Regions from separate parts of the Homo sapiens genome. Here region 2 is linked to region 1. A link is a contact called in ENCODE Hi-C or POLR2A ChIA-PET data. All regions are on one chromosome and are shown on one strand. Each heading gives the region's core, a stretch centred on a gene start or an enhancer-like site at or near the end of the contact. The rest is flanking DNA. Distances are from core to core; before and after follow the strand shown. Region 1 overlaps ACSL1 (acyl-CoA synthetase long chain family member 1). Region 2 has its middle 27 kb from the start of SLC25A4.

Region 1 (3,912 bases), core at 874-3,373:
GGCATCACAGTTATGACTGTGAGCTGCCACTACAGACACAAGGACGTGGTTCTCCAGACAGGGCCCTGATCAGTCCGGGCTCCAACACTTAAGAAACACTTTTTGGATTCTGTTCCTAACCCAGCTTGTCTGTCCTGTTCTCTAATTTAGGTCTTCATTAGAGGTGACCAGCATGAGTGTTAACCTCCTCTTTACAACCCTGATTTTTATTTTTCTTAGGGACAAGGTCTCGCTCTGTTGCCCAGGCTGGAGTGCAGTGGCACAGTCATAGCTCACTGCAGTGTCCAACTCCTGGGTTCAAATGATTCGTCCACTTCAGTCTCCCGAGTAGCTGGGACTACAGCCATGAGCCACCACACCCAACTAATTAAAATAAAAAAATTTATAGAGATGAGGCCTTGCTATGTTGCCCATGCTGGTCTCAAACTCCTGGCCTCAAGCAATCCTCTCACCTCGGCCTCCCAAAGTGCAGGGATTACAGCATGTGCCACTGCACCCAGCTCTACAATCCTGATTTTTAAAAGGAAATTTCAGAAGGTATAATTTACAAAGAACCTCTGTGCTACTGCCTTAAAAATCAGTAGCTGGGAAACAGCCAGCGTGGGTTGTGATGAGAAGTGGCCAAACCAAAAAGTGCGGATTCTTCTCATTTTAGTATCCGTGTAAACTTTATTGGACAAGGAGGGTGATAAAAACTGTGCATGTGAGATGGGGGTGCAGAATGAGGGTGGGAACTGGCAAACCCTGCTTACTTGTTTTCAAAGTAGGAACACAGCAACAATATTCCACTCCGGCCACCAGCCCCCCGCAGCAGTGCCAGATGCACAGGCTCTTCACCGGTACCTTATGAAGTGAATCAAGTTCCTCTTTCCCTGCCCTAGGTGTCCACAGGATGATGCTAGCTATATCAAAGCATCTGTAATTATTAAGCACCAGAATTCCAGAGCTACTTTTAAATTTAAACTTTTAACTTCTTTTTTAAAAAGGCAAAGCAAGCTCAGTATCTATTTCTAAGCCCCACAAATTCTGAAAATCAGAGCTAAATCAATGTCTATAAACAGAGAAAAATCAGGAAGCCTCTATACTGGGCAGTAAAATTATAGATTTTCATTTCTTGCTGCATATCTCAAGTTTTAAACTGTTCTAGAGAGAACATATGTAATTATTTTAACAAGGCACAATGCCTTTATGCTAAGCTAAAGCTTTAAAACCACACGTAAGTGCCCCCACAATTTCTCATATAATAGGAATTACTCATTTCTTACAGTTACTGCTAAGTTATACATGTCTTAACACTGCACTTGCCAACAACTCTTCATGGAGATGGCAGCGCTGCCGTGACACATCAGGTGCTCTGCCAGTAGAGAAGGAATGCCAGAACCTCACAGGAATCCCTTAGGAAAAGGGAGATTCCACTCATTCCCCAGCCTATGTGATTAGCTGAGGTGAAATATTAAGGTACCCTGACCTTCTAAATAGAAATCAAGTAGAAAGTTAACTTTTCTCAGCTGTAGTTCAGTCATTCTATATTTATATTTTGGCATGAATTAGACTGAAGAATCTTTTATATATTTTAAGAGTTTCACATTAATGAATCCAAGAACTTGTCTAAAATAAAACAAAGACCTAGAATCCCATAAATAACAAAAATGCTGACTCCAGCCAGGGCTTTATGTGGAAGGGCACACACTCCCTCTGCGGCAGTCAGCCCGGGGGGGTGGGGGAGGCCTTCCATCTCTTACATCTGGAAGCAGTAAATGGGGGGATCTTGTGTTTCACAATGTTCTTCTGCATATCTGCTGAATGCGGGAAACACTGAAGGGTGACTGACTTGGGTAGGGGAAAGCAAGCGACCACAGAGAAAACCAAAGAACAGGTGAGGAGTGGAAGCACCAGTGAGCATGCGGCCTCTTCATCTTCTCCACACCCTGCCTTTCTCACTAGGGAAGGCAGGGAGAGCAGGAGCACTAAGAATCTTCCTGAAAGGATCCTAAGGTTTCCTTACGCCATCCCTCCTATTAAGCCCTAATTGCCCGCATTCCAGTTTCATTTTCCTAACATGAGAGCACAGCCTCCAGTTTGCCCAAGTCACACACAACCACGGCGCTCAGCAGCCCAGCCAGACGCGCCTCTTGAGGGTTGTTTCTTCATGTCCTGCCCCGAATTCTGCAGCCGTGTTCTTCCGTCAAGTTCTTACTCCAGCCCTATTCTATTTGAAATCCCAAAGTCCCTTCCAACAGGCTAGGGATATGTTCTAAGCGTCAGATGTACCACGAGTGCATTCTTTTGGTAACATTTGTTTGAAAACTCTCATTCCTGCCAGAATCTAATCCCTGTGAGAACAGGGGTTCTGTGCTATATTTTTCCTTATGGAATCCTCCAGGCTGACCACAGTGCCTACCACAGCGTAGAAACTCAATGTCATTTCTAGAATGATCTTCCATGTGACGAGAGGTAGACACCCAACCGACACCCTCTCATCTGTCCCTGTGCCTATATTTTGCCCTGTACCTCTATTTACCACCATCAGTAATTTGGCACATTTCCATTTACAAAGTGCAGTTATAAACAAATATTTGATCTTGATGGCTATCACATTCAACAGGGCTCAGCTCATCTGGGGAAATGCGGAGAAAACGCACGAGGCAGGCTGGGCCCTCCACTCACCGCCACTTCCACTGACTGCATGGAGAGGTCGCATGGCGGCTTCAGGGGTTTGGGTCTCGTGGCGTACCAGAAGGTGGTGAGTGCTGCAAAAGCTCCGAAGCCCATAAGCGTGTTGGTCGGAAGAGTACGCACGTACTGTCGGAAGTCAACCAGCTCTGGCATTCGAAAATACCGGAACAGCTCATGGGCTTGCATTGTCCTGTGTTGATAGTTCTCTAAGCTGAATTCTGTTGGGAGAGAAAAATGTCACGTTCGTTCCAGGGAAGCAGGACCCCTCTCCAGAACTCCAAAATTCCACCGGCCAGCCATCTAATTGGGTAGCTGCTCGGCCAGTCCAGGCATTAAACCCACAATCTAATGATCCGGGGCTTTTCCTGGCTGTCAAGTGTCATTTTTCTAAAAACACTTTAGGATTTCATTTTCATTCTATTTCTCCATTACCTTGTATTGAAAAAACCCCATTCTCTTCCTTTCATTAACCATATTAAAAAGATTTTACTCAAGAAGAATTCTTCCCATAAAAACTCAAATAAGTAGATTTAAGTTTCTATTTTCTTCTTTGCTACTACGTCTCTGCTCTCGTCCATCCACCTAATCAAAAACACTCGACTCTCATTGTCAAGGCTAATGGGAATATGAGTGAAGGGGAAGTACAAGCCCAAACCACCTAAGGGCCATCAGTTTCTATTTCTTCCAACAGATCTCAGAACAAGTTCCCAAACTGGTTAAACACACCAATGTAAATTTCACCTTCTGTACTCCTCACACGACAACAGTGGCAATATAAATGCTGGGAAACCCATAGTTGGCTATCTGGTAAGATGAGTTTCTTTTACACTCCCCAAGACATTATAGCCAAAAGAAACAAACAGATAAATTGGTGTGCATAAACTTTAAACCAACCACCAGATATCTAAAGAGGGAATACAGCACAGTGTTGGAAAGAAAGTACAGAATAGTATTTGAGATCCTAGATGCAGCCGGACGCGGTGGCTCATGCCTGTAATCCCAGCACTTTGGGAAGCCGAGGCGGGTGGATCACCTGAGGTCAAGAGTTTGAGATCAGCCTGGCTAACACGGTGAAACTCCATCTCTTCAAAAAATACAAAAATTAGCCAGGTGTGGTGGTGGACACCTGTAATCCCAGCTACTCAGGAGGGTGAGGCAGGAGAATCGCCTGAATCCAGGAGGCAGAGGGTTGCAGTGAGCCGGGATCGTGCCACTGCACTCCAATCTGGGCAACAA
Region 2 (3,812 bases), core at 151-2,650, 310 kb after region 1:
AGTTTTAAAACACAATTGTCTATATTGTTTATGCACATATACATATGTGTAAAAGCACAAATACACACATGAGCATAAGACGCATGTAAGATAATGGTTAAGAGCACAGACTGTGGAGCTCCCTCACCAGTTATATAACATTTGATAACTTTAATCCCGTGCCTCAGTTTCCTCATGTGTAAAATGGTTTTGATAATGAAAGTGCCTACCTTATTGGATCATGGGGAAGATTACATTAGAAAATGCATACAAAATGCTTAACTCAATACCTGGCTCATAGTAAATGTTCAATAAATATTATATTATACTATTGTTTAACAAACATCCACTCCAAAACTCATGGTGAAATTTGTCATTGTGATGGTATTGAGAAGTGGGAACTTTAAGAGGTAGTTAGGTTACTAAAGCTGTTATTGTGGGAATGGGTTCATTATCATGGGAATGGGTTTGCCAGCTCTTACAGTCTCTCTCTTTCTCTCTCTCTCTTTCTCTCACCCTTTCACCCTTCAGCCATGTTATGATGCTGCAAGAAGCCCATTGCCAGATGCTGGTGCCTTGACACTGGACTTCTCAGCCTCCAGAACTGTGAGCCAACAAATGTCTATTTGTTGTAAGAAATCTTACTAGATAAGGGCCGGGCGCGGTGGCTCACGCCTGTAATCCCAGCACTTTGGGAGGCCAAGGCGGGCGGATCACGAGGTCAGGAGATCGAGACCATCCTGGCTAACACGGTGAAACCCCGTCTCTACTAAAAATACAAAAAAATAGCCAGTCGTGGTGGCAGGCGCCTGTAGTCCCAGCTACTCGGGAGGCTGAGGCAGGAGAATGGGGTGAACCCGGGAGGCAGAGCTTGCAGTGAGCCGAGATCGCACCACTGCACTCCAGCCTGGGCAACAGAGCAAGACTCCGTCTCAAAAAAAAAACAAAAAACAAAACAAAACAAAAAACTTACTAGACAAATATTAGCTTATTAGTAAATAAATAATATGGTCAACTGTACAGGCAATCAAATATGAAAAAAGTAAAATAAAATTGAGTTACTACTTTTGGCAAAGCTTAATTTTGAAATAAGGGTACTTTGATAGGTAATATACTATGATAGGCAGCTTCTAAACGGCCGCAGTGATCCCATCTGTTGGTATTCATGCCCTTCCTTGTGTAATCCCCTTCCCTGGAATATGGGCCGGACGTAGTAACTTGCTCTGACAAATAGAATATGACAAATTGATGGAATATTACTTCCAAAATGAGGTTCTAAAAAGACTGGTGCTTCCTCCTCGGGCACTCTCTCTCATTCTGTTAATCTGAGGGAAGCCAGCTGCTATGCTGTGAGCTGCGCCGTGGAGAGGCCCACATGGCGAAGACCTGATAACATCTGGATGATAGCCAATGAGTGAGCTTGGAAGTAGATCCTCCCCCATGTGAACTGGGAGGTGATTACAGCCCTGGCAAGCAGCTGAACTTGCAGTCTCATGAGAGCTCCGGGCCAGAGACTCCCAGCCCAAATTCCTGACCTCCAGAAACCATGAGAAAATAAACGTTTATTGTTTTAGGCTGGCAAACTTCTAGGTAATTTTTTACGCAGCAATAGATAACCAATACACCCAACATAGGCCAGGGCGAAAGCTAACGCTGATGTGCATATGTACTGTTAGTAATAAGGTAAATTGGTGTAAGTTTCTGGAGAGCGGTTTTAAAAATATTCCTAAAGATAGTCACAATTATGTTTTGCCTGAAGGAAATAAATGAATAAATATTTAAGTATATCCATTAAAGTCTTAAACATAGTAAATATAATAGTGAATAACTGGTAATAATTTACCAGTTTGGGGGAATTGTTAAATTATAATATATCCATTTGATAAAATCTTAGGTGGATATTAAAATTCATGTCAAAAATCTAATTAATGATCTGTTGAAATGTTCATGACATAATGATAACAACATTAACAAAATAATAATAATTGAGGATGATCACAAATTTTGTTTTATTTATATTTAAAAATTTGTTAACCAACATAATAATAGTGTTGATCTGAGTGATGACATTATTAGGTGATTTACATTTTCTTGATTATATTTTTCTATAGGTTCCAATTTGTCTATAATAAATATATGTTTTTTAATCTGAAAAATCCTCAAATGTAAAACAATGGAATGTGGGCCAAGTATAATTCTTAAAATACATTTACTTTTTGCCTCTTTTTTTCTGGATCATGTTTTTCAAGTTCTCTCAAATTCCTAAATTCTTCTCTGAACTTTTCTTTCAGTCACTTCTTTACATCAAGTAGCTCTTCTTGTTCCTCTGTTCTTGGTTTTTTGTTTTGTTTTGTTTTGTTTTTTAGCATGGTCTATAGATAAAACTGAAGAGGGAAAAGACCAAATGTTTACTTACTTTAAAATCATATAAAAATCCCAAAAAGGTAATTTTTTGGCAAGAAGTAGGTTTGACCCTTTGCATAAAGTATTATTTTACTTTGGGAAATAAAGATTTAAATCACTTTGCATATAAATCTAAAATATACCTATGCATATCAGATTTTTTTAACCTGGAGTCCATGAACATCTAGGGGTTCACTTAATTTGAGGTATCCTCAAATTATGGTCTAGCTTTTTATTTCTTCTTTGTAATCCATCAGCCTTTGGTAAGGTCTTTTTGAACCCTCAGCTTTGTCTCAGCTGCGCCTTGGAGTCTCCCAGGAGGGCCCTTAGGCCACAGCTGGGGAAGCCTCCCATGGTGGGTGTGGAGGTAGCCGCAAGGGTCGATGAGAAGCCAAAGCTGAAGTGACTCTCAGGGGAACAGAGGGAGAACTTCTCAGCCTGGCTTCTCTGCCTCACCTGGGAGATTCTCTTTTTAGCGTTCACCTTGAAAATTCTGACTTTGTTTTATTAAGAAAGGTGATTTTTTTATGATGTACACATACTTTATAATGTCAAAGAATAAACATGTGTGGCTTGCCTCATCTGTTTAGTTTTTACCTGAAACCTCTGCATTTTTTGATGATTCATTGTGATCTTCTACTCCCAATTTTTTAAGAGTTGCATCTCTATTGAGAACACCTATTCCGTTCTCACCATACCATTAATGGAAATGATACATGTGGTTTCATATGTAATGTGGTTTAATATGTGTTTTATGACACTGACAAGTTCCTTGTCTAGCGATGGCAAATGTGAGCTATGTGGGCTGCCGATTTCTCCTCCTGGGTGCCTATCAGACAACACTATTCAACACAGCATTCTTCTTGTTGAGCCCAGATTCAGCCTCAGAAGTTTTCCCAAGTTCTACCAAACACTTGGCAATGGTATGCCGTATGAAATATATTTATTTATATATATGTATACAGATATATATACACACACATAATAGATTTGTCTGTTTTATTATGTTAAAAATGAAAAATTCTTTAGAACTCCTTTGTCAGACCATGTGTCCTGAGTTTGGATTTGAAAAAAATATTCTCATTGTATGCACACCACATATACTCTTGCATGCGTAATTATGGTGAAATACATCAACTGCTCATGCTTTGCTCTTAGTAGGAAATTACAGGGACAGGTCCTGGCCCTCTGGGCTGTGTGATTTCACAGGCTGATTCTCTGAGTCAGGCCCAGACAGAATATGTTTGGGCCTGACTTTGTCACCTTTGTAATTTTTGTTTTTTTTGTTTGTTTGTTTTGTTTTTTGAAACAGAGTCTCACTGTGTCACCAAGGCTGGAGTGCAGTGGCACGATCTCAGCTCACTGCAACCTCCGCTTCCTGGGTTTAAGCAATTCTCATGCCTCAGCCTCCCGAGTAGCTGGAATTATAG

What was found. Hi-C counts contacts between places; a loop is a spot of excess contacts on that map. ChIA-PET counts read pairs that join two places held with the same protein, here RNA polymerase II (POLR2A). Pooled maps may share reads with other maps.
Region 2: a map of cardiac septum shows a loop between it and region 1 (4-fold over the local background). The contact joins two enhancer-like sites. A Hi-C loop is called at or near these places in 2 of 168 maps with a recorded cell type or tissue (Right ventricle myocardium inferior and cardiac septum), 3 of 37 single-sample maps with no recorded cell type and 5 of 50 pooled maps. POLR2A ChIA-PET finds 5 or more read pairs at or near these places in 2 of 52 experiments (PC-9 and activated T-cell).

What each region holds. Positions count from the first base shown.
Region 1 is chr4:184,800,653-184,804,564 of GRCh38, forward strand. It overlaps ACSL1 (acyl-CoA synthetase long chain family member 1), which reads right to left. Exons shown (of 21, transcript NM_001995.5): 2 at 2,668-2,894. The coding sequence starts at 2,862. Among named protein-coding and RNA genes, the nearest start is that of ACSL1, 23 kb to the right of the region's middle. Within about 2 kb of position 2,124, at least 4 of the 41 ENCODE cell types and tissues checked have a DNase peak (open chromatin) inside an H3K27ac peak, as active enhancers do.
Region 2 is chr4:185,114,736-185,118,547 of GRCh38, forward strand. No RefSeq gene overlaps it. Among named protein-coding and RNA genes, the nearest start is that of SLC25A4, 27 kb to the right of the region's middle. RefSeq lists an enhancer at 1,240-1,534. Within about 2 kb of position 1,401, at least 12 of the 41 ENCODE cell types and tissues checked have a DNase peak (open chromatin) inside an H3K27ac peak, as active enhancers do.